Regions from separate parts of the Homo sapiens genome. Here region 1 is linked to region 2. The links are chromatin loops, found by intact Hi-C in ENCODE. Cell type or tissue: endothelial cell of umbilical vein. All regions are shown on one strand. Each heading gives the region's core, and the rest is flanking DNA. Links, peaks and the distances in the headings are about the cores only.

The links. Peaks named below come from ENCODE experiments on the same cell type or tissue, not always from the same donor. Only the 100,000 strongest peaks of a DNase experiment are listed, where the experiment ranks them.
Region 1: a loop joins it to region 2, with 5 times the contacts of the local background. A loop is called at or near these places in 5 of 110 quality-filtered maps.

The regions. Positions count from the first base shown.
Region 1 is chr4:18,585,979-18,599,160 of GRCh38, forward strand. The region is part of intron 1 of LOC105374510 (a long non-coding RNA gene); the gene reads left to right. Among named protein-coding and RNA genes, the nearest start is that of LCORL, 570 kb to the left of the region's middle. In endothelial cell of umbilical vein, for the core only: a CTCF peak has its summit at 7,766 (motif pointing left); a DNase peak (open chromatin) is centred at 7,733.
Region 2 is chr4:18,361,669-18,374,850 of GRCh38, forward strand. No RefSeq gene overlaps it. Among named protein-coding and RNA genes, the nearest start is that of LCORL, 350 kb to the left of the region's middle. RefSeq lists an enhancer at 5,613-5,672. In endothelial cell of umbilical vein, for the core only: a CTCF peak has its summit at 5,519 (motif pointing left); a DNase peak (open chromatin) is centred at 5,523.

The sequences.
Region 1 (13,182 bases), core at 3,245-11,244, 230 kb after region 2:
ACCTAGAATCAAACCTAGGATTCACAAATTAGGGATGGATATGAAGAACTACTTTTGTTTCATTTGAATCTGAAGGTAGCAAGAAAGTAAGGATGTTTTTACACTTGGTGCATGCATGTGCTGGTATGGTGGCATGCAGTTGGGTGATAACAAATGACCACTACAATGATTAAAAAATTAACATCACTTGAAGACTTACTGTGTCCCAAGCACTGTCTCAAACAGTGTATGTGGAAATCTGCCTTTAGCGTGGAGACTTCACTTGCTTTGTGTTTAAGTTAGAGTTCTCTTTGTTTCTGAGAGTCTTTGGTGAGTCTTTCAGTTTTATTGATGTAGGACAAATCCATATCCATTGCTCTTGGCAAAGACCAATCAACAGTGGAGTTTTCCAACTGCAGATGCTGTCAATGGCAGTATGAAGTCATTGGTTTAGAAATTTACATTGGACATATATGTTGTGTCCCTGAAAATAGTGCAAGGTATTTTTTTTCTAAATTTGCATTTAAATTTCTGTATGTCTAAACATTATTTTTTGTCTTAGGGATTTATTTGCATGTTTTCTTGTTAAGCATTTACTCCCAGGAGATGGAGAGTGGAGGGCAGACAACATACGAGGGATGTGTTTGTTGGATCTCTTCCTCACCTGGCATTGGAGGAAAGGTTAGGAAAAAGAGTTGGGATCAGCTTGGTACAGCACAGTACAATCCAAGCAGGACTACTGACATCTCACATATAGAGTTGACTGACTAAAAAGCAAGAATTTTAGAAATGGGCTGTCAGATGAGGGGACTGCCAGGACTGTAAGATTAAAATACATCTTATACTGGGGATGGGATTTCCAGTGATGAGAAACAATGTTGTGCCTGCCAGTAGTTGTGGGAGAAGATCCTGGGCCAGGATATGAGGTGGGACTTAAATGAATGTTAGAGAGGTAGAGATTAACACATTCTCCTTTCTACTCTTTGTCTCTGGAGTGGCTAGGGCAAGAGGGTTTCCCAATCAGTTGGGCCTAGAGTTGAATTTATGGAAATGGACGTTGATTCTAGCTGGGATGTGTAAGTGTGGAAATAGGCAGAAAGTCAAGGAAAGATTCCAGTTTGAGCAGCCACTTATACTAAATGAGTAACTGCTTCTTCTAAGTAGCCATGAATAGAATAATTTAGGGCAGATGAGTGGCTCCTCTGGAGGCCAGGATGGGCCACATCTTCGATATAAGACAGCTGTCTCTGGAAGAGAGAATATTTGACCAGTCAATTGGTGGTAGAAGTCACAGCCTGCTAGCAAGGAGAGGGTGGAAAGGAAGGATAATAATAAGGATAAAAACAAAGATTTGTTGAACGTTCATTGAATACATACCATGTGCCATTCACTGCATTAAACTGTAGCTTCAAGCACAAATGCCTTCTAGCTTGGGAGATGATTACTCTGAGAGGCAGGGGAAACTGGAACTAAATATGGGAATAGCAGCTTCACACCTCCCTTCTCACCGAGGCAAGCAACCAATTATTGAAAGTGGAATTTCACACACTGTTGAACTGTTATTTCTTCCCTTTCTTTCTTTTTATCTCTATCTCTGGACAAGAGCTTACAGTTGAATTCACATAAATTCGATGTGGGTGTTGGGTACTGTACTTGCATGATCTCATGTAACCTTTATAACAATCCAACAAGGCCCATAGGTAACAGCTATTATTTTTTCTTATGTTATATCTAGAGAAACTGAGGGTGGGGAGGTTGAGTGATTTTTCCAGAGCCATATGGAGCTAAGTGGGGTATCTGGCACTCAGGGCCAGGGAAGAGGGAATTAAATTTAACAGCAATGAAGGAACACAAGCTCTCATGTCCCTTTGCTCATCTCCAGGGTCATAATCCACTTTTAGAGTTTCATGACCTCCTGATGGGACTGTTGTAAAATCCACCAACTTATTTCACAGTCTAAACACTCTCACCCTTTCTTTCCCAACTCATCCTTTCCTATCCTGTTTATCTTCTGGATGAATCTGAGTTCACGCTGAATTTCTTGCGATCTAAAGCATGATAGTCCTTTCACTTCTCCTTGCCTTTGCATTTCCTATCTTCTTTGTCTAGGGTATATGTTCTCCTTCTGTCATTGACAAGAAAGCCCCTCATCTCTTAAAAATGGGCCAATGTCAAGTCCTTCAGGAAAAAGCATAGCATAATACTTAGAAGCAGTGACCCTGGCTCTGCCACTTAACATCTGTGGGAATTCTCTAAGCTTTTGTTAGTGTTTTCATCTCTAAAATGGAGCCAGCACTACCTATATCACGGGATTATTAAAATCATGAAAGATAAGGGCTTTGCATAGATCCTGAGACACAGTGAAAGCAGAATGAATGTTATTATTTTATGTAACTGCATGTATTATTTTCAGTTCTCCATGAAAACATCCATCATTCTTCAAGTATTATTAACCACCTTCTCAGATGGGTTGTAGAGTAGGTACTGTTCATATATACATAAACACACACACACACACACACACACACACTAGAATTTATTGTTATCTTTAATTATCTGCTTAAATATCTCTTCTTTTACCATCTTATCCTCTGTCCCCATATATATTTCCTGTAAATAATCGCACAGAAGTCTTCTGCCTCCAATACTGTGGAAATCTAGGCTATGGAAGTTGAGTCCAGGAAAATCCCTAGAAAGCAGATCCCAAGGATCTGTTTTGGGGATGAACTGCTTATGGTCTGTATGCAATATGGGACCCGTGGTGGTTGTAAACAATGGGATAATAACCCCTGGCATGTAGAGGCATTATAATGAATGGTGTTTTTACCTCTGATTAATTGCGATAATGTGAAAGAAGTAGGTGGGGCGTTATTTTGTGCAAAGGCTCTGCTGAATAAATAGTGTGGGGAAAATGATAATTGGGAGGATATTGGAGTGGGTTAACTGCATTGTAATACTTAGGAAAAGAAAATGATAGCATCAGAGCAGTAAACTGTGAACTCAAAGCATGCCATGAAGGTCAGAGGGGCTTTATGGCTGCTTTGGAGAGCAATGATTCCTTTTATGGTTAAGGTGCAGATTATGTAGAAAATCTGAGTGGCAGAACCACAGAGGAGACTGAATGCACAGCCACACTACTTAGGACCTTACAGAAAAAGAGTGGGAGCCTGAGAAATGGCTAGGGTATATTTGGGTGGATGAGCCTGAGAATCTTTTTTTTTTAAATTTTATTTTATTATTATTATACTTTAAGTTTTAGGGTACATGTGCACAACGTTCAGGTTTGTTACATATGTATACATGTGCCATGTTGGTTGGCTGCACCCATTATCTTGTCATTTAGCATTAGGTATATCTCCTAATGCTATCCCTCCCCCATCCCCCCACCCCACAACAGTCGCTGGTGTGTGATGTTCCCCTTCCTGTGTCCATGTGTTCTCATTGTTCAATTCCCACCTACGAGTGAGAACATGTGGTGTTTGGTTTTTTGTCCTTGCGATAGTTTGCTGGGAATGATGATTTCCAGCTTCATCCATGTCCCTAGAAAGGACATGAACTTATCATTTTTTAAGGCTGCATGGTATTCCATGGTGTATATGTGCCACATTTTCTTAATCCAGTCTATCATTGTTGGACATTTAGGTTGGTTCCAAGTCTTTGCTATTGTGAATAGTGCTGCTATAAACATAAGTGTGCATGTGTCTTTATAGCAGCATGATTTATAATCCTTTGGGTATATACCCAGTAATGGGATGACTGGGTCAAATGGTATTTCTAGTTCTAGATCCCTGAGGAATCGCCACACTGACTTCCACAATGGTTGAACTAGTTTACAGTCCCACCAACAGTGTAAAAGTGTTCCTATTTCTCCACATCCTCTGAACAGACAATTCTCAAAAGAAAACATTTATGCAGCCAAAAAACACATGAAAAAATGCTCATCATCACTGGCCATCAGAGAAATGCAAATCAAAACCACAATGAGATACCATCTCACACCAGTTAGAATGGTGATCATTAAAAAGTCAGGAGCCTGAGAATCTTAAATCTGCAAATTCCCTTGAATTTCCACTACCAGAAGACCCAGTCACCTTCCTCTTGCTGGAGGATAGCAGCCTCTTACGTGGTGACCATGTGAGGATCTACACTGAGACAGGGCCTCATAATGCTATTCTGTTCTCAAGATCTGCCTCCGCCACCCCTCAGTCCCTCCAGGCCAATATCTAGGGTCAGGACTTAGCAATATCTGAATGGAGAAGTACTATCTCAGCTCCAGGATAAAAGGGCTTACATCTCAAAGGATTGCAGAACTTGACTAATAGGCACTGGTGAGGACTGGGGGATCACTGTGGGAGTGAAATGTGAGGCTGTGGGGGACCAGGCAAAGTACACTACACTGTTAAATGGGGAAGGTTTTTATGTTTTGTTTTTTTGTTTTTGTTTTTGTTTTTGAGACGAGGTTTCACTCTCGTTGCCCAGGCTGGAGTGCAATGGTATGATCATAGCTCACTGCAACCTCCACCTCCTGGGTTCAAGCAATTCTCCTGCCTCAGCCTCCCGAGTAGCTGGGATTACAGGCATGCGCCACCACGCCCAGCTAATTTTGTATTTTTAGTAGAGACGGGGTTTCTCCATCTTGGTCAGGCTGGTCTTGCACTCCCAAGCTCAGGTGATCCACCCGCCTTGGCCTCCCAAAGTGCTTGGATTACAGGCATGAGCCACCGCACCTGGCCAATGGGGGAGATACTTGATGTTGAGGCACTCATCCATGATGCTAGATTCAAGTTCTGGAAAATATACCTGGAGTTTTCTGAACTGGCACCTGAAGCTTCAATATAAAGATGGACCAGAATGAATGCGGTGGAGATGCCAAAACCTCCTTGGAAGCGCATTGTGGAATGGGTCAGAACGCCTGGGTAGGTGAAGAAGTTCAAATGACTTTGCTCTGTAAGACTTTGCAAGCCTACCAGCTGTGGTACTGATATGCTAGGAGTCTTCCATTTGGAGTTGGAGCCAGTGGAGACAGGGCAATAAATGGAATTTGATCCTAAGTCTTTCTTACAGTTATTATTCAGGATGCAAGTGAGTTAGAAATCCTTAGCTTCCAGTAGAAAGTTCACATTGGTTCTCTGAACTGTGGTATAAAGACCACTGTGGTACAAAAGACTGAGTCGAAACTCATGAAACTGCCCTGTGCCATGCTGGTTGAGGTAGCCAATCAGACACAACACTGCCACTCTCAAAGATTTAAAGGATTCAGAGGTGAGGGGCTCCATCATTGCTGCTTTGAACAGTATGCACCCTGCAACACCAGAGGGTTTGTAGAGGGTGACAGTGGATACCATAAGCTAACAAGGTACTGCTCTAGTAGCAGCTGCTGGGCTTGGTGTGGTGTGTTACTGCAGCAGGACTAAACAGTTTCTGGTGCTTGGAATGCATATTTTAAGTTGGAAAATGCATTATTTTTCACCACATAAGTGGAGGAGGATCCAAATCATTTCACCTTTGTAAAGCAGAAAAGCAGTAACCATACACTCCCATGTCTTAGGGCTGTGTTAATTCTCCCGCACTCTGTTGTAATATTGCTTGTAGAGATCACAACCATCTTGCTGTTATCAGACCTTCATGCTGTCTACTCTATTGATGACATCTCACTGACAAATTGTCTATTGTAAGCTGAATGTATGCTGGAAATGGTGTATTAGGAATTGAGCTCAAGAAGATCCAGAAATGATACCAGCAAACAGGTAGCCTAGACTCACTCCCATGTTATTCTGACACCTCTCTCTTGACACACACCTGCGGCTTGCTGGGATATTTCCTGTGATTAGTTGACAACTGAGGAAAGGACCCAGGCCTGGTTCACAATGGACTGGCATGATGTTGGTGCTAGCTGAAAATGCACTATTGTTCTATTATAGCACCATTAAAGGACAATGATGAAATAGAATACTTTGGCTGGGCAGAGTTTTAAACACCTGGTCATGAGCTTGGTGTGGTGGGAGATGTTGCCTGCTAAGATGCAGGCATATGCACACATACACACACCCGTGCACACACTTCTGGGCAGTGGCAAATGGTTTGGGTGGAATAATGAAAGGATCACGAATGGAAAATCAGGGACAAGTTGCTAGTGGAAACAAGTGTGTAGATGAACCTATGACCATGAGCCTAGAGCATGTGGATCATTTATCTTAGGTAAATGCCTGCCAGAGAGCACCTCCTGTGAAGGAGGATTTGAACACCCAGGGGAAAGATGATTTCCCTTCTAATCTCAGCTGGGCTCTGTCCCTGGCCCCCTAAGTGCTCCTTGCTGCAGCCTTAAGGTGATCGGCAGTGCGGTTATGTGATAGTTTTCAAAACCATAAAAACAGTATTTCTTTTTATTGTATTAGTTTCTTTCTGGTCCAACCACTCTTTAACCATATTTAGTCTGTTGGTGTGGTGCTATGATGTCATTTTTAAATTAAAAGAAAACTAACCATACATTTTCTTAGTTAAGATCATACAGAGAGGAAATAAACCGTTAGGATCTGTCAAATTAATTACAATACATCCTTGCTATGGAATCTATGTTAAAAAGAGAGAGAGAGAGAAGAAAAAACGGGCTAGGTGCAGTGGTTCATGCCTGTAATCCCAGCACTTTCGGAAGCCAAGGTGGGTGGATTGCCACAGCTCAGGAGTTTGAGACTAGCCTGGGCAACATTGTGAAGCCCTGTCTCTACTAAAAATACAAAAAATTAGCGGGGTATGGTGGCACACACTTGAAATCCCAGCTGTCTGAGAGTCTGAGGCATGAGAATTTGCTTGAGCTCCTTGAGCCTGGAAGGCAGAGGTTGCAGTGAGCCGAGATCATGCCGCCGCACTGCAGCCTGGGCGATAGAATGAGACTCAGTCAAAAAAAAAAAAAAAAAAAAAAGCCTGCATGATTTTTTGTTTCTTTCTTGAAACTTCTCTACTTAAAAATTTAAAAATACATTTGAATAATAAAAAAATAATTTTTAATGGGAGAGAAATTATTTTGAATGTAAAATGAGTGTGATGGGGAGGAAAATTGTGGGTTTATGCATTAGATTGTTCAGATTCTGTGTATTTACTGTCTTTGGGAGCTGAAGTTAGTTTATTTTTTTTTTTACTTTACTTTCTTCCTGTGTAAAATGAAAATAATGACACCTATTATACACAATTACTTTAAGATTAAATGAGATAGTCCCTTTGGTGCACCTGATATATATAATCAAGATGAAATATTTTGAATGCATAGATTGGCAAGCAGGCTGCACTGTGGATTTATTGCTAGACAAATACAACTTGTGTCAATTTGAAGAAGTCACCAATAAAAATGAAAAATGCCAAACCAAATATTTCTTTGCTCCTTGTTGGAAAGTCACATAAAGAGACAAGATAATAAAACTTAAACTCAGGGACACGTTTTAAGTCCATGATTTGCCTGAAATTGTAGTTGTTAGTTGTGTTTTGCTTTCCTTCTTGTATGAAAGCACCTTTCTCTAAGTCCCTAGTGATATTTGTGCCAAACAAAATAATTGGCTCATTAGGCTGCTGTAGTATTGCCTCTCACTCGGCACCCATATCCTTCTAGTAAGCTGGAAAGAAGAAACAGAGCTCTCTATTCAGAGACCACACAGCTTGCTATCTTTTTTTGCACATCTCGAAGTCAAAGAGGACACAAAAGGATGTTTTTCTGAGCCAATTGGCAGCGCACTCTTATTCTGAACTGCTGGGGCTGGAAGTCTTTCAATGCATGGTAATACTGCCACCATGTGGTCAAACTGAGAAAACCTCGCCCAAATCCTTCAGTCGAAGAGGATTTTCCTTAACATTAATGGGACAGAAGCATTGCGCTTCTTCGACTGGGATTGTTTCACGATAGTCACAAACTATCGTGATTGTTTAGGTAAACGGTTGTCTCACATAAAGGGGCTGAGTGTACTTGATTGGGTGCTAACTGCTAATCCTCCCATTAGCGTGACTGTAACTTTAAATCATTGGTACTTTGAAGTTTCTGTTCTAGGAAATAAGGATGAGAATCTCCATGCTTCCCTATTTCATAAGGTAAGGGAGATACAGTAATATATGCATCGCAACTCTAGATGTAATGGTGTCATAAAATTTCGGGGAGAAAAGTGGGATTTGCTAACCAAAGTGCTGCTATTTGAATGCTGCCACTTTTTAGGGGTATGATCTGAAACAAGTTTTTTCATTTCCTTGGTCCATAGTTTATTGTTCTGAAGAAATGCTGTGAATATTACCTTTTTTTTTTTCTTTTGAGATGGAGTCTCGCTCTGTCGCCAAGCAGGAGTGCAGTGGTGCGATCTCGGCTCCCTGCAACCTCCACCTCCTGGGTTCAAGCCATTCTCCTGCCTCAGCCTCCCGAACAGCTGGGACTACAGGCACACGCCACCACGCCCAGCTAATTTTTGTATTTTTAGTAGAGACGGGGTTTCACCATGTTGGCCAGGATGGTCTCGATCTCTTGACCTTGTGATCCGCCCACCTCGGCCTCCCAACCATTTTTAACTAAGATATTATGTTGATTGTTTGCTGAAAAATTGCTTTTTTAAAATGTAAAATGCTACACCAATATTAGTTTGCATGATTATTATTTGAATACAGACTTAAGAATCTTTATGGCGAAAATTATGCTTGGCTGAATTAGAAGATCTGTGTCCTGGTTCCCACTTGCTCACTAGTATTTTAGGTAAAATTGGACAAGTCAGATATGAAGACATCCATTATTCCCTCTCTCATATATGGATAATGAGCTCATATTTTGTGTATCCTATGGTGAATGTTATTGACATGAACCTTTTGGGGAGATATTTTGAAGACTCTATGCGTGTCAAGCATGTTACATGTTTAGATCTTATTCTTATTTCATTCCAATAACAAGTAATTCTTTCCTCCTATTAACTGGTAATAGGGTCATTCATGGATCACAGATTTGCTTCAAAGTAAATAAATAATCCCTATAAATTCATGCCTCATTTATTATAAATTATAATGCAACCAGGAGCTAGAATCACCCATACCCCTAAAGCATACACAATTGAATATCTTCAGCTGGAGAATACAGTGTTAGCTTCTTTGTGGCAGGTGGCAATTTAAATAGATGCTCTACCTGCTGATCCTGTTGATTTTATGTGCCCTATTAAAATGCATTTTCTGAATGACTTAGTTTAACATAGCGAATAATTTACAAGAAAAATTTTCCATCTCTCTCCCCAATGTTTGAAATAAGAGCATGTTCTGCTTTTTCCCATAGCCCATTTCTCCATTAAAAGAATGTTCCACATCAGAAATATAATTCCTCTCACACTGGCATTTACAGAGGTCTCATTACATTGAACAGAACATTCTTGAGTATGGCTTGATGAACAGCTGATCCACCTCCATACACCTCACACACAGATCTTGCCAGGTGGAGAAGCAGCACAGGAAAGGGAAAACCTGTGTCCTCCTGGGTACCAGAGAACAGCTTGGCTTTAAGCTTATGGAAAAATGGAGAATACTCTCTCTCACACACACACACACATACACACACACACACACACACACACACACACACACAATATTTCTGGGAGAATATACAAAGACTTAAGAGAGATTAGCTATGAAGAATGAAGATAGGAATGAATAGTTTGGGGAGGATTGGGGAAACCTTGATTTACATTTTTCAGTGTTAATGGTGTTTTTCTTACTATAAATGCGTGAATACATATCACTTCTATGCAAAAAATGATACTCTTTAGGTATTTAAAAGAATGATATCTGCATAGGCCATGTAAGCATTCCAAGATATTTTCAATAAAAAAGGAAGTTACAGAATATGTATAGTCATATATATGTGTACATATACACATATATAATGTATGCCTATGTATACATATATCACTATATATCTAACTTCCTTTCTATTATTTATATATAATGTATGTATATATTTAGAAAGCTTTTTGTTGTTGTTGTTGAGATGGAGTCTCACTCTGTCACCAGGCTGGAATGCAGTGGCGTGATCTCGGCTTGCTGCAACCTCTGCTTCCCGGGTTCAAGCGATTCTCCTGTCTCAGCCTACCAAATAGCTGGGACTACAGGTGCGCGCCACCACACCCAGCTAATTTTTGTATTTTTAGTAGATACGGGGTTTCACCATGTTGCCCAGGATGGTCTGGATCTTCTGACATCATGATCCGCCTGCCTCAGCCTCCTAAAGTGCTGGGGTTACAGGTGTGACCCACCGCACCTGGCCAACTTTTTTATTATTTATACAGACAATGTGGTGTGTGTGTGTGTGTGTGTGTGTGTATATATATATATATATATACATATATATATACACACACATATATATATAGACAATATGTGTGTATGTATGTATATACTTAGAAAACTTATGAACGTCTACATAGCCATATAGTTAAAAATTATTATAAGTGAAAAGATTGAAAGGGCTCCAGTGAAGAAAACATGAACTTTAAAACTGTTCTTGCATATTCTGAGTTTTTGATTGAATTTGTATACTAAAAACGCATTTGTGTATTACTTATGTTGTTCAAAAAGTATATATTTTTAGGGATCAGTCAGATTAGGTGGCTGTTTTGTGGCGGATGAAATATACCCACTTGCCCTGGGCTGTTTCCTGCAGTCTCTGCCCAGGATTTCTAGTCTCTATGCTGAGCCTGTCTGTAAGGTGTTTTCTACCCAGCCCGGACTGGATGATGGTCCTTCACTCTAGTCCCGTAATATTCCACTCCCACTTCTACCTGAGAATTAACTACACTGCATTTTACCTGCTTCTTAATTATCCGACCCAGATAGAACGCAACTTATGGTCACATTTCTACATAGTTTCTGATGTATAATAGGCTCTAAAATCAATGTTTATAAAATGGATGGATAAATGGAAACAGGGAAGAAACAAGCAGGAAAGGAAGGAAGGAAAGGAGGAGAGGATGGAGGAAAGAAGGGAGAAATATACATAAAAGAAGTGGTCGAATTGGATCTTCATCAAGAACAAAAATATCTGAGTTTTTATTCAGCTGTGTCTGAAGAAAAAATGATGGAGAAATGAGAATTCCAGTCATTATAGAGATATACATCATTGGGGACAAGTATTTTTCTTCTGTTTTTGTGTGTGTGTGTGAGTATATTTCTTTTTTATTATTATTATACTTTAAGTTTTAGGGTACATGTGCACAATGTACAGGTTAGTTACATATATATACATGTGCCATGGTGGTGTGCTGCACCCATTAACTAGTTATTTAACATTAGGTATATCTCCTAATGCTATCCTTCCCCCTTCCCCCCACCCCACAACAGGCCCTGATGTGTGATGTTCCCCTTCCTGTGTCCATGTGTTCTCATTGTTCAATTCCCACCTATGAGTGAGAACATGCGGTGTTTGGTTTTTTGTCCCTGTGATAGTTTGCTGAGAATGATGGTTTCCAGCTTCATCCATGTCCCTACAAAGGACATGAACTCATCTTTTTTTATGGCTGCATAGTATTCCATGGTGTATATGTGCCACATTTGCTTAATCCAGTCTATCATTGATGGACATTTGGGTTGCTTCCAAGTCTTTGCTATTGAATAGTGCTGCAATAAACATACGTGTGCTTGTGTCTTTATAGCAGCATGATTTATAATCCTTTGGGTATATACCCAGTAATGGGATTGCTGGGTCAAATGGTATTTCTAGTTCTAGATCCCTGAGGAATCGCCACACTGACTTCCACAATGGTCGAACTAGTTTACAGTCCCACTAACAGTGTAAAAGTGTTCCTATTTCTCCACATCCTCTCCAGCACCTGTTGTTTCCTGACATTTTAATGATCACCATTCTAACTGGTGTGAGATGGTATCTCATTGTGGTTTTGATTTGCATTTCTCTGATGGCCAGTGATGGTGAGCATTTTTTCATGTGTCTTTTGGCTACATAAATGTCTTCTTTTGAGAAGTGTCTGTTCATATCCTTCACCCACTTTTTGATGGGGTTGTTTGTTTTTTTCTTGTAAATTTGTTTGAGTTCATTGTAGATTCTGGATATTAGCCCTTTGTCAGATGAGTAGGTTGCAAAAATTTTTTCCCGTTCTGTAGGTTGCCTTTTCACTCTGGTGGTAGTTTCTTTTGCTGTGCAGAAGCTCTTTAGTTTAATTAGATCCCATTTGTCAATTTTGGCTTTTGTTGCCATTGCTTTTGGTATTTTAGACATGAAGTCCTTGCCCATGCCTATGTCCTGAATGGTATTGCCTAAGTATTCTTCTAGGGTTTTTATGGCTTTAGGTCTAACATGTAAGTCTTTAATCCATCTTAAATTAATTTTTGTATAAGGTGTAAGGAAGGGATCCAGTTTCAGCTTTCTCCATATGGCTAGCCAGTTTTCCCAGCACCATTTATTAAATAGGGAATTGTTTCCCCATTTCTTATTTTTGTCAGGTTTGTCAAAGATCAGATGGTTGTAGATATGCGGCATTATTTCTGAGGGCTGTGTTCTGTTCCATTGGTCTGTATCTCTGTTTTTGTACCAGTACCATGCTGTTTTGGTTACTGTAGCCTTGTAGTATAGTTTGAAGTCAGGTAGCGTGATGCGTCCAACTTTGTTCTTTTGGCTTAGGATTGACTTGGCGATGCAGGCTCTTTTTTGGTTCCATATGAACTTTAAAGTAGTTTTTTCCAATTCTGTGAAGAAAGTCATTGGTAGCTTGATGGGGATGGCATTGAATCTATAAATTACCTTGGGCAGTATGGCCATTTTCATGATATTGATTCTTCCTACCCATGAGCATGGAATGTTCTTCCATTTGTTTGTATCCTCTTTTATTTCATTGAGCAGTGGTTTGTAGTTCTCCTTGAAGAGGTCCTTCACTTCCCTTGTAAGTTGGATTCCTAGGTATTTCATTCTCTTTGAAGCAATTGTGAATGGGAGTTCACTCATGATTTGGCTCTCTGTCTGTTATTGGTGTATAAGAATGCTTGTGATTTTTGCACATTGATTTTGTATCCTGAGACTTTGCTGAAGTTGCCTATCAGCTTAAGGAGATTTTGGGCTGAAACAATGGGGTTTTCTAGATATACAATCGTGTCATCTGCAAACAGGGACAATTTGACTTCCTCTTTCCTAATTGAATGCCCTTTATTTCCTTCTCCTGCCTGATTGCCCTGGCCAGAACTTCCAACACTATG
Region 2 (13,182 bases), core at 1,894-9,893:
ATTACAGGTATGAGCCACTGCGTCTGGCCTATCAATATTTATTTTATACTTTGAGCTATATCTTAGTTTGCTTTGTACTGCTATTATAGAATGCCCAAGACTGGGTAATTTATGATTAACAGAAATTTATTGACTCACAATTCTGGAGGCTGGGAAGTCCAATATCAAGGTGCTAGCATCTGGTGAGGGCCTTCTCACTGTGTCATCACATGGTAGAACAGCAAGAGAGGGCAAGAGAGAGGGGGAAAAAGGGATGCAAACACCCTTTCATAACAACATCAATCCTATCCACGAGGGTGGTGCCCTCATTGGTTAATCGCCTTTTAAAGATCCCATTTTTTAATACTGTTACAATGGCAACAAAATTTCATCATGACTTTTGGAAATGACAAACATTGAAGCCATAGCAGATTTCATCTATTACTTAATTTATTTTGTTATACAAACTTTTCCAGTTTTGGCCATTAGGAACTCTTTCAAGTGACTTTTGTGCCCTTTTGACATATTCTCATAATTAACTAATTAAAATTTGAGCATTTCCTTACTTTCTGGCACTACAGGATGCTCCAGTCTCATTTTCTGTATTTCCTTTCCCAGTCCTAGAATCAGGCATTTCTACAAAAAGAAGTGCTGAAGAATGATACTAACCCCAAGATCTAGGTACTAGGCTTGTTCATTGCTACTGGGGTGTTGTCACTTTAGGCCCTATCAGCTGACAGACTAAGGATATATTCATACATAAGAACCAGTCTATACTCTTATATCTATAAATATTTCTATGTGGAACTATTTGTGTTAAGCTAAACAGAGTTGTTACCGATGTCTCCAGCCCTAAAATGTAAGCACACAGATTACTCTAGACTGTCTCTTGCTAATTTGTAACCTCTAACTCCAACAGTATGAAGTGGCTCCCACTATCTTCCATCCATCTACCTAATTGTTTAATTTCTGTTTACATTTATAATTGTATAAGAATTGTAAGTCAATACCTCTGTGGTAAACAACTTTATTCATTAGACTACAATACCTAGATATAATTTCTTTTGCCTTTGCTCTTACAGACTTCACACATTTCTAAAGTTGTTTAGATTACCACCTTTATTCTTTCATGTCCTTCAGCGAAGTTGTTTTGTACACTTGTAGTACTGTCATAATGTTTTCCTAAATTCCAGATTCCATTCTTGGATTCCAAAATATTTAGTTAAAAATTACAATTATTGATGTTCACTGTGTTTTGAAATTCAATGGATTTTTGACACAAGAGTATAATGTATCCGTCATCACAGTGTCATTCAGAATAGTTCCACTGCCCTAAAAAAGATCCCATCTTTCATGCTTCACCTACACAACCCTTACCTTTCCCATCTTCTCTCTGAAATCTGACCTTTTTACCACCTCTATAGCTTTGCTTTTTCCAGCATGTCATAGAATTGGAATCATACAGTATGTAGTCTTTCCCCATTGGCTTTTTTTTTTACTTAGCATTATACATATAAGGTTCATCCTTGTCTTCTTGTGACTTGAAAGCTCATTTCTTTCTATCACTGAATAATATTCCATTGTATGGGTCTACCATAGTTTGTTTATTTATTCACCTTTAAAAGACATCTTGTGCAAATTTTTGTGCAGACATAGTCTTTCAACTTATTTGGGTAAATATTTAGAAGCATGATTGCTGGATGGATGGTGATATGGTTTGGCTGTGTCCCTACCCAAATCTCATCTTGAACTGTGGCTCCTACGATTCCCACGTGTCATGGGAGGGACCCAGTGGGAGGTAATTGAATCATGGTGGCAGGTCTTTCCTGTGCTGTTCTCATGATAGCGAATAAGTCTCATGAAATCTGATGGTTTTATAAAGGGGAGCTTCCCGGCACAAGTTCTCTTCTCTTGTCTGCCACCATATGAGATTTGCCCTTCACATGATTGTGAGGTCTCCCCAGCCATGTGGAACTGTGAGTCCATTAAACCTCTTTTGTAAATGGCCCGGTCTCCAGTATATCTTTACCAGCAGTGTGAAACGGTCTAATACAGATGATAAGACTTTGTAGAAAACTCAGTTTTGCAAGAAACTGCTAAACTGTCTTCCAAAGTGGCTGCACTATTTTTCATTCCCATCAACAATGAATGAAAGTTCCTGTTGTTCTACATCCTAATCAGTAATTAGCATTGTCAGTTCTATGAACTTTTGCCATTCTAATATGCATATAATAGTATCTCATTATTGTTTAATTAACAATTCTTGATGACATATAATTTGGAGCATCTTTTCATAAGCTTACTTGCCATTTGTTTATCTTTCATGAGATGTTTGTTAAGGTCTGTGACCCATTATTTAATCAGGTTGTTTACTTAATGTTGAGTTTTAAGTGTGCTTTGTATATTTTGGATAGATGTCCTTTATCAGATATGAGTTTTCCAATTTTTTCCCCAATCTGTTGCTTATCTTTTTATTCTCTTACAGTATATTTTGCATATCAGAAATGTTAAATTTTAATTAAGTCCAATTTCTTTTTCTTTCATGAATTGTGATTTTGATGTTGTGTCTATAACATAATCACTAAACCTAAGTTCACCTAGATTTTCCTCTGGAAATTTTATAATTCTAATTTTACATTTAGGTTTATAATCTATTTTGAGTTAAATTTTCTGAAACATGTAAGGTCTGTGTCTAGTACTTTCTTTTTGCATATGAATGTCCAACTTTTCAAGCACCGTTTGTTGAAAAGACTATCCTATACTTTTTTATTTTTTTGTTTTTATTTTTTTACCAAATTGCCTGTGTTCCTTTGTTAAAGATCAGTTGATTATATTTGTTTATGTTCTTTCCCAGGTTCTTTTCCAATGATATATGTATCTATTATTTTCCAATATATGTATCTATTATTTTCCAATGATATATGTATTTATCCTTTTACTCATGTCACATTGTCTTGATTATTGTAGTCTTATATTGAGTCTTGAAGTAGAGTAATGGGAATCCTCCAACTCTGTTCTTCTTTAGTATTGTGTTGGCTATTCCAGATTTTTTTCCCTTTCTCTATAAACTTTAGAATAAGCTTGTCAATATTTTTAAAAAGAGCTTTTTGGATTTTTGATGGGATTATTATGAATCAATAGATCAAATTGGGAAGAAATAACATTTCAAATGCATTTATTCTTCCAATGCACAAGCATGGATTATCTCTCCATTAATTTAGATATTCTCATATTTCTTTGATCATTGTTTTATAGATATCTGCATAAAATTTCTGTCCATATTTGGTTAGATTTGCATGTAAGTATTTCAATTTTTTTATTATTTATTTTCTTCTTTTTTCTTTAGGCTTTAATTGCTCTTTTTTATCTAGTTTCCTAAGGTAGAAATTTATGGCATTGATTTTAAATCATTCTTCTTTTCTAATATACATGTTTAATGTTATAATGATTCCTTCCAGTACTGTTCTAGTTGTTTCTGATAAATTTTGATTTGTTATATTTTTATTTTTATTCAGTTGAAAATGTTTTCTAATTTCACTGTGATTTATTCTTTGACCTTTGGGTTATTTAGAAGCATGTTGTTTAATTTCTAAATATTTGGGGATTTTTCAGCTTTCTTTCTATTGTAGGTTTCAATTTTAATTTTTCTGTTGTCTAAAAACATATTTTATTTCTGGTATGACTTCCATTTTTTTTTGAAGATGTTAAGGTGTAGTTTTGGACTAGGTTGTGGTCTTCTGGTGAATATTATATATGGGAACAATATCCATTTTGTTGTCATTGGATGAAACATTCTATAAATGTAAATGCCAATTAGATCAAGTTGATTGATAGTGCCATTCTAACTAATTTCTTGCTGACTTTCTGCCTGCTTGATCTATCAACTACTACAAGAGAGATGTTGAAATTTCTAACCATAATATTAGATTTGTCTCTTTCTCTTTTCAATTCTATCAATTTTTACCTCTTTTGTTTTGACACTGTGCTGTTAGGTGCAAACACTTTTAGAAATGTAATGTTGTTTTCAGATAATTGATTTCTTTATCATTATGTAAGGCCTCTCTTTGTCTCTGATAATATTCCTTGTTTTGATGTCTACTTTGTCTGAAGTTAATATAGCTACTCAAGCTTTCTTCTGATTTTTGTTAGCATAGTATGACTTTCTCTCTCTTTTTTTTAATCTATCTGAGTCTTTTTATTTAAAATGGTTTCCTCATACATCTCTTAGAGTGGATATTGTTTTTTAAAACCATTTTGGCAATCTGTCTTTTAATTAATATATTTAAACCCTTTATTTAAAAGTTTGATGGATTAGGTGGATTTTTATATTCCATGTTTGGTTGTTCTTGTTTCTAAGTGTTCCTTGAACACCATTTCCATTTCCCCCACCATTTCTGTTTCATCTTGTTTTAACTGAGTATTTTATATAATTTGGTTGTATCTTCTTTCTCAGCAATTGATTATGCTTTTTTAAGAAATTATTGTAATGGTTACCCTAGAGTTTCCAATTTACATTTTAAGATAATCTAGAAGGTTTTATCCCCAAGGTGCTGAATTAGAGGCTTTCAGCATGCCTCAGCCACTTGGAAATAGCAAGATAGTGCACAAAGATAAACTCTGTGAGCTTTAATTCAAGAAAGAAAACAGGAATCCACTGGAGTCATGAGGGTACGCTAGATTCCAGGGAGAAGAATGTGGGCAAACAGGCTCCATGATGGAGTCTCGATGATAAAAAGATCCTGATACAGGGAGGCCCTCTCTCCCTTATGCCTGGGTAGACCTCCAGGCATTCAGACCATGCACACTTCTGTTTCAGCAGCCTGAGCCATCCCACCGTTCCTGGACATAGCTCATGGTCCAGTGAGACCCTCTCCACCCCCAGGCAGATTCCCAGGCATTTGGAGCACCAGCTCACCTAGATCAGCAGACTGAGCTGCCCTATCCTTCCTGTGCAGAGATCCTGATGCAGGAGGGCCCATTCTACTCTATGCCCAGGCATCTGGATGACCCACTTTCTTGAATTAGGAGTTTAGGCCACCCCCATCCCCACGTAGAGAACTTCAGGCCAAGGAGGTTTCCCAGTCTCATGCCAGATAAAGAAATAAAAAGAACAAATTCTACCTGCATGAAACAATTACAAGACTTAGAAGTGCCAAAATCTTCAGATGAGAATAAAACAGCACAACAATTCTGGCACAAAGTTGGTTTTCCAGCTCCATGCTTAGGCACACCTCTGGGTGCTTGGTGGCCATCCACTGGATTCTCCTTCAGCACTAGTGCTTGTGTCTGCCATCAGGGGACTGGTACTCAGACCTGCCCGATCCTGTCTTGCTCATTGTGGCTCCCACTCTCCAAGGCTAAGCAGGGAGTTTGGACCATTGTGCACTCTATGAATCAGCATTGTCTGAAGCAACAGAGAACTTCTCCCAGAAAACAAGGATCATATATACACACACACACACACACACACACACACACACATACATACATACATACATACATACATACATACATACATGGCTGCAGCCTGCTCTTACCCATAAGTGCCATCTACTGGCTTGTAGGTTAAACTGCACAGCCCAATATATAATAAAACTGTCCGACAGAAGTGCATAGGGCTAGAGAAGAAAAGCCAAAAGAGCATACCTAGCATTCTCTACAGTCACACTCCCTAGAGAGATGAGAAAAGGTAAAAAGAAAGAAGAACAAAAAAATAATATTATGGGGAAAGAAACAAAAATTCTACCTGCATGAAAACAATATAAAAATTAGATGTGCCAGTGTCTCCACATGAGAAGGAACCAGCACAAGAGTTCTGGCACCATGAAAAATCTGAATGTAGTTACAGCAACAAAGGATCACATTAGCTCTCCAGCAATGGTCCCTAAACATAATGGAAACCCAGAAGTGACAGATAAATAAAGCAAAGAATGGATTTCAAGGAAGCTCAGTGAGATCCAAGACAAGGTTGAAAATCAAGAAAAGGAAACCTTTAAAGCAATCCAGGAAATGAAGGAAGTGATGAACATCTTAGAAAGAAATCAATCATAGTTTCTAAAACCGAAAAACTCACTTGAGGAATTTCAAAATACATTTGAAAGCTTTATCCATATACTGGACCAAGCAGAAGAAAGAATTTCAGAGCTCGAAGACCAGTCTTTTGAACGTACTGAGTCAGACAAAAATAGAGAAAAAAGAATTTGAAAAGAAAACAAAATCTTCGAGAAATATGGGATTATGTAAAGTGACCAAACCTACAGGATATTGGCATTCCTGAGAGATAAAAAGTAAACAATATGAAAAACATATTTGAGGAACTAATAAAAACCAAACATTAATCTTCTAGAGAGGTAGATATCCAGATACGAGAAATCCAGACAACACCAGAGAGACACCGTACAGAACAAACACCACCAGAACAGACTCTCCAAGGTCATTGCTAAAGAAACATATCTTAAAGGCAGCTAGAGAAGAAGGTCAGATCACATAACAGTGGAAAGTACATCAGGCTAACAGAAGAATTCTCAGCAGAAACCTTACAAGCCAGGAGAGGCTAGGGGCCTATTTTCAGCATTCATAAAGAAAAGAAATTCTAAGAATTTCATATCCCACCAAACTAAGCTTCGTAAATGGAGGAGAAATAAAATATTTTCCAGGAAAGCAAGCACTAAGGAAATTCTTTACCACTAGACCAGCCTTACAAGAAATCCTTGAAGGAGTTCCAAACATGGAAATGAAAGAACTATACTTGCTACCACAAAAACATACTTAAGCACTACATAGCCCACAGACCTTATAAAGCAACCACATAATAGAAACTGCAAAGCAAATAGCTATCAACTTCATGATATTATTAAAACCTCACATATCAATATTAATTTTGAATGTAAATGGCCTAAACACCTCACTTAAAAGGAACAGAGTTGCAAGTTGGATAAAAAACAAGTTATCCATCTGCTGTCTTTAAGAGACCCATCTCACATGTATCAGCATGTAACCACATCCATAGGCTCAAAGCAAAGGATCAGAGAAAGCTCTAACAAGAAAACAGAAAAGAATAAAGAGCAGGGGTCACTATTCTCATGTCAAATAAAACAGATTTTAAACAAACAACATTAAAAAAAGGGCAAAGAAGGGCATTGCATAATGATAAAAGGTTCAATTCAACAGGAAGACTTAACTATCCTACATGTATATACACACACACACACACACACATATATACACACACACACACACACACACACACACACACATAAAAAATTGAGGAGGAGGGCATCCTACCTAACTCATTCTATGAAGCTGGTTTCTGCATATGCTCTGTGTTCTGTTCTGCATATGCTCTATGTATATATGCGTATATATATACACCTATATAGGTGTGTATATATATACGTATATACACATATATAGGTGTATAATATGTGTATATATGTGTATATATGTATATCTGTATGTGTATATATGTGTATATATGTATATCTGTATGTGTATATGTGTACACATACGTATGTGTATATGTGTACACATACGTATGTGTATATGTGTACACATACGTATGTGTATATGTGTACACATACGTATGTGTATATGTGTACACATACGTATGTGTATATGTGTATATATACTGTATATATACACACATATATACGTATATACACATATATGTATATACGTATATGTGTGTATATGTATATATGTGTGTATATATGTGCATATATATGTATATGTGTATATATGTATATATGTGTATATATGTCTATATACGTATATATACACACATATACGTATATATGTGTATATATACATATATGTGTGTATATATACACACATATATGTATATATGTATATATAGGTGTATATATGTATATATGTATGTGTATATATGTGCATATATATGTGTATATATGTATATATGTATATATGTGTATACACATATGTACACTTATATGTATATATACGTGTATTTATACACGTATATATACGTATATACGTGTATATATATGTGTATATGTATACATATATACACGTATATACGTATATATCTATATATACGTATATATGTATACGTATATATACACGTATATATGTATATATCTATATATACGTATGTGTATATATACGTATATATGTGTATATATGTGTGCGTATATATGTATATACGTATATATACACATATGCGTATATATACACATATATACACACATATATACACATATACGTGTATATATGTGTATACATGTGTATATACACACACATATATATACACACACAGATATGTACATATATATATGTATACACACACCCAATGTTGGAGCAACCAGATTCGTAAAACAAGTAGTTATCTATCTACAAAAGACTTAGACAACCACAGAATAATAGTCAGGGACTACAGCACACCACTGACACATTAGATCATTCAGGCAGAAAACTAGCAAGTAAATTCTGGACTTAAATTTGACACTTGACTAGTTGGATCTCACAGGCATCTACAGAACCCTCCACCCATCAACCACAGATCATACTTTCTTTGCATCTGCATATGGAACATACTTCAAGATCATCACATGGTTTGCCAGAAAGCAAGTTTCAATAAATTAAAAAAAATTTGAAATCATACCAACCATACTCTTAAACCACAGTGAAATAAAAACAGAAATTAATACCAAGAAGATTTCTCAAAAACACACAATTACGTGGAAATTAAACAACTTGCTTCTCAATGACTTTGGGTAAACAATGAAATTAAAGAAGGCATCAACAAATTCTTTGAAATAAAAGGCGACAGCGACAAAACATACCAAAGTCTCTTAGCTGCAGCAAAAGCAGTGTTAAGAGGAAAGTTTGTATCAGTAAATGCCTACCTAAAAAACTTAGAAAGATCTTGAATTAATGATCTAACATCATACCTAGAGAAACTAAAAAATAATGAGCCAACCGCAAAGCTGGTAGAAGGAAAGAAATAGCTAAAATCAGAGCAAAGCTGAACAGAATTGAGACCCCCAAACTGAATACAAAGGATCAAAGAAACCAAAACCTGCTTTTTTGAAAGGATAAACAAGATCAGTAGACTGCTAGCTAGAGTAACAATGAAAAAAAGAGAGAAGATCCAATTAGAAATGACAAACGTGACATTACAACTGATCCCACAGAAATATAAAAATAATCCTAGAGACTATTATGAACATCTCTGTGCACACAAACTAGAAAATCTGAAAGAAATAGATAAATTCCTAGAAACACATAATCTCCCAAGATTGAATTAGAAAGAAATCAAAACCCGCAAGAGACCAATAATGAGTTCTGAAATGGAAACAGTAATAAAAAACCTAACAACAACAACAACAACAAAAAAAAGCCACAGACCTGACGAATTCACAGCTGGATTCCACCTAACATACAAAGAAGAGCTGGTACCAATTCTACTGAAACTATTCTAAAAAACTGAGGAGGAGGGCATCCTACCTAACTCATTCTATGAAGCTGGTTTCTGCATAGGCTCTGTGTTCTGTTCATTTCTCTTCTGTGGATTCTAGGAGAGTATCGTTTGTCTCTTGCCTGCCATTTGGGCTAAAATCCAGCTCCTGATGTATGTTAAGTATGTATGTTAAGGAGCTGCAGTCTCATAATCCTAGAAGACATAGTAGTCTTGGACACTGCTAGTGGTTCCAGGACTCCCTGTCTATGAATCAGAATATGAGAATGTCCATAAAGTTCTTGTGCAATTTGAATTTGTAATAAATTTTCTTCCACATCTGATATACACAAACTGCAAAATGTGACAGAGGATTTACTCAGATTTGAAATACTGAAATGTTAACATTCAATAAGTCTACCATAATCTTACATACCTTTAGATATAGCTGTTATCATCCTGATACCAAAACTTGGCAAAGGCACAGTTAAAATAGAAAATTACAGGCCAATATCCCTGAGGAACATAGATGCAAAAAATCCTCAACAAAGTAGTAGCAAACTGCATCTGACAGCACATGATTAACTATGGTTAATTCACCATAGTAAAGTAGGTTTGATTTCTTGGATGCAAGGTTGGTTCAACATATACAAATCAATAAATGTGATTCACTATGTAAAGAGAATTAAAAACAAAAACCACAAGACTATCTCAACAGATATGGAAAAAGCTTTCAATAAAATCCAACATCGCTTCAAGGTAAAACCCTCAAGAAACTAGGCATTGAGGGAACATACCTCAAAATGATAAGAGCCATCTATGGCACACCCACAGCTAACATCATGCTATATGGGCAAGACTGGAAGCCTTTCCCTTGAGAACTGGAATAAAACAGGGATGCCCACTTTCACCAATCCTACTCAACATAGCACTGGAAAGACTAGCCAGAGAAATCAGGCAAGGGGAAGAAATAAAAGTCATCCAAATAGAAAAAGAATTCAAACTACCTCTGTTTTTGGACAATAAGATTCTGTACCTAGAAACCTTAAGGATTATGCCAAAAGGCTCCTTGAACTGATAAATGACTGCAGTAATGTTTCAGGATGCAAAATCAATGTACACAATTCAGCAACATTTCTATACATGAATAATGTTCAAGAGTAGAGCAAAATAAAAAATGCAATCCCATTTACAATAGCCATACCCCACTAAAAATACCTAGGAATACATCTAACAAAGGAGGTAAAAACTTTATACAAGGAGGGCTATAAAACACTGCGAAGGAAATCGTAGGTGAGAAAAACAAATGGATAAAACATTCCATGCCCATGGATTGGAAAAATCAATATCATTAAAATTGCCATACTGCCCAGAGCAATCTACAGATTCAACACTGTTCCTATCAAACTACCAACATCATTTCTCTCACAGAACTAGAAAAAAAATTCTAAAATTCATATGGAACCCCAAAAGAGCCTGAATAGTCAAAGCAATCCTAGGCAAAAAGAGCATAGCTGAAGGCATCACGTTACCCATCTTCAAACTATATAATTAAGCTACAGTAATCAAAACAGCATGATACTGGTACAAAAACAGACATATAAACCAATGGAACAGAACAAAGAACCCAGAAATAAAGCTACAAACTTACAGCCATCTGATCTTCAACAAAGTCAACAAAAATAAGCAATGGAAAAAGGATTCATTATTCAATAAATAGTGCTGAGATAACTAGCTAGCCATATGCAGAAGAATGAAACTGGACCACTATATTTCACCATATACAAAAATTAACTCAATGTGGATTAAAGGTTTAAATGTAAGACCTCAAACGATAAGAATTCTGGAAGAAAACCTAGGAAATACTAATATGAATATCGGCATTGGGAAAGAATTTATGACTAAGTCCTCAAAAGCAATTGCAAAAAAAAAAAATTGAAAAGGGGGACCTAATGAAACTAAAGTTTCTACACAGAAAAAGAGACTATGAACAGAGTAAAAAGACAATCTACAGAATGAGAGAAAATATTTGTAAACTATGCATCCAAGAAAGGTCTAATATTCAGAATTCATAAGGAACTTAATTCAACAAGCAAAAAGCAAATACCCCCATTAAAAAATGGGCAAAAGATATGAACAGACACTCCTTAAAAGTAGACATATGAGCAGTCAATAAACATGTGAAAATCATCATCACCAATCATCAGAGAAATGCAAATCAAAACCACAGTAAGATAGCATCTAACACCAGTCAGAATGGCTATCATTAAAAAGTCAGAAAACAGTAGACACTTGTGAGGTTGCAGAGAAAAGGAAATGCTTACACACTATTGGTGGGAAAGTAAATTAGTTCAGCCACTGTGGGAAGAAGTTTAGAGATTTCTCAATGAATTTAAAACAGAACTACCATTTAACTCAGGAATCCCATTACTGGGTATATATCCAAAAGAAAATAAATTATTCTACCAAAAGATACATACACTCATGCTCCTTGTAGCACTATTCCAATAGAAAATGACATGGAACCAACCTAGTTGCTCATCAGTGGTGAACAGGATAAAAAAATGTGGTACATATGCCCCATGAAATACTACACAGCTATCTAAAAGAGCAAAATCATGTCCATTGCAGTAACATGGATGGAGCTGGAGGCTACTATTCTAAGCAAATTAACACAGGAGCAGAAAACAAAATACTGCATGTTCTCATTTGTGAGAGCTAAGCATTGGATACTCATGGACATAAAGAAGATAGAAATAGACACTGTGGACTACCTGAAGGGTGAGAGTGGGAGCAGTATATATATATATCCTGCTTGTTCTCTGAGCTCCTGGATCTGATTTGATATCTGTCATTAATTTTGGAAAGTTTTTGGCCATTATTACATTAAATATTTTTTCTGCTCCATTCTCTCTTCTGGTATTTCAGTTTTGGATATGTTATATCTTTTGAAACTTTCCCACAGTTCTTAGATGTTCCTTTTTTTGTTTTTTTAAATTTTTTGTTCTCTATGTATTTTAGCATAAGAAGTTTCTGTTGATGTGTCTTCAAGTTCACTTATTTGTTTCCTTGGCTGTGTCCAGTCCATTATTGAGCTCATCAAAGACATTCTTCATTTCTGTTACAGTTTTTGATTTTTTCCACTCTAATAACTTCAACCTTTCTAATCATTTCTGTGTTTTTAGCAACAATTTTTTTTGAAATAATCATGATTTTAAACATAAGGAATCTGAGAAATCCTCATGTACAAAGGCTTCTCTTCAGTGATGAGGAAAGTGAGTTGCTCAAGGTCACAGAGAAAAGCAAAGACAAGACGAGGCCCCAGTCTCCCATTCCTCTCTTCATGAACTTTCCCCCTATGTCACAATCATAGAAATATGGTACTTTATATTACATAGCTCAGTTATTAATTTTTGGTATACATTTGTTTCTAACTTTTAGAAACTGTTTTGGACTGAATTGTCCATATATTTGGACACATTTATATGTTGAATTTAAATTTATATATTGAAATCTTACTTCCAAATGTGACCATATTTACAGAAAGGGCCTTAAAGGAAGTAACAAAGGTTAAATGAGGTCACAAGAAGGGTCCCTAATTTAATATGACTGATTCCTTTACAAGAATAAGATGAAACATCAGGGATGTATGTGCACAGATCAAGGCCATGTGAGGACACAGACAGAAGATGGTCATCTGCAAGCCAAGGAGAGAGACCTCAGGAGAAACCAAATCTGCAGACAACCTGACCTTGGACTTACAGCTTTCAGAACTGTGAGAAATAAAT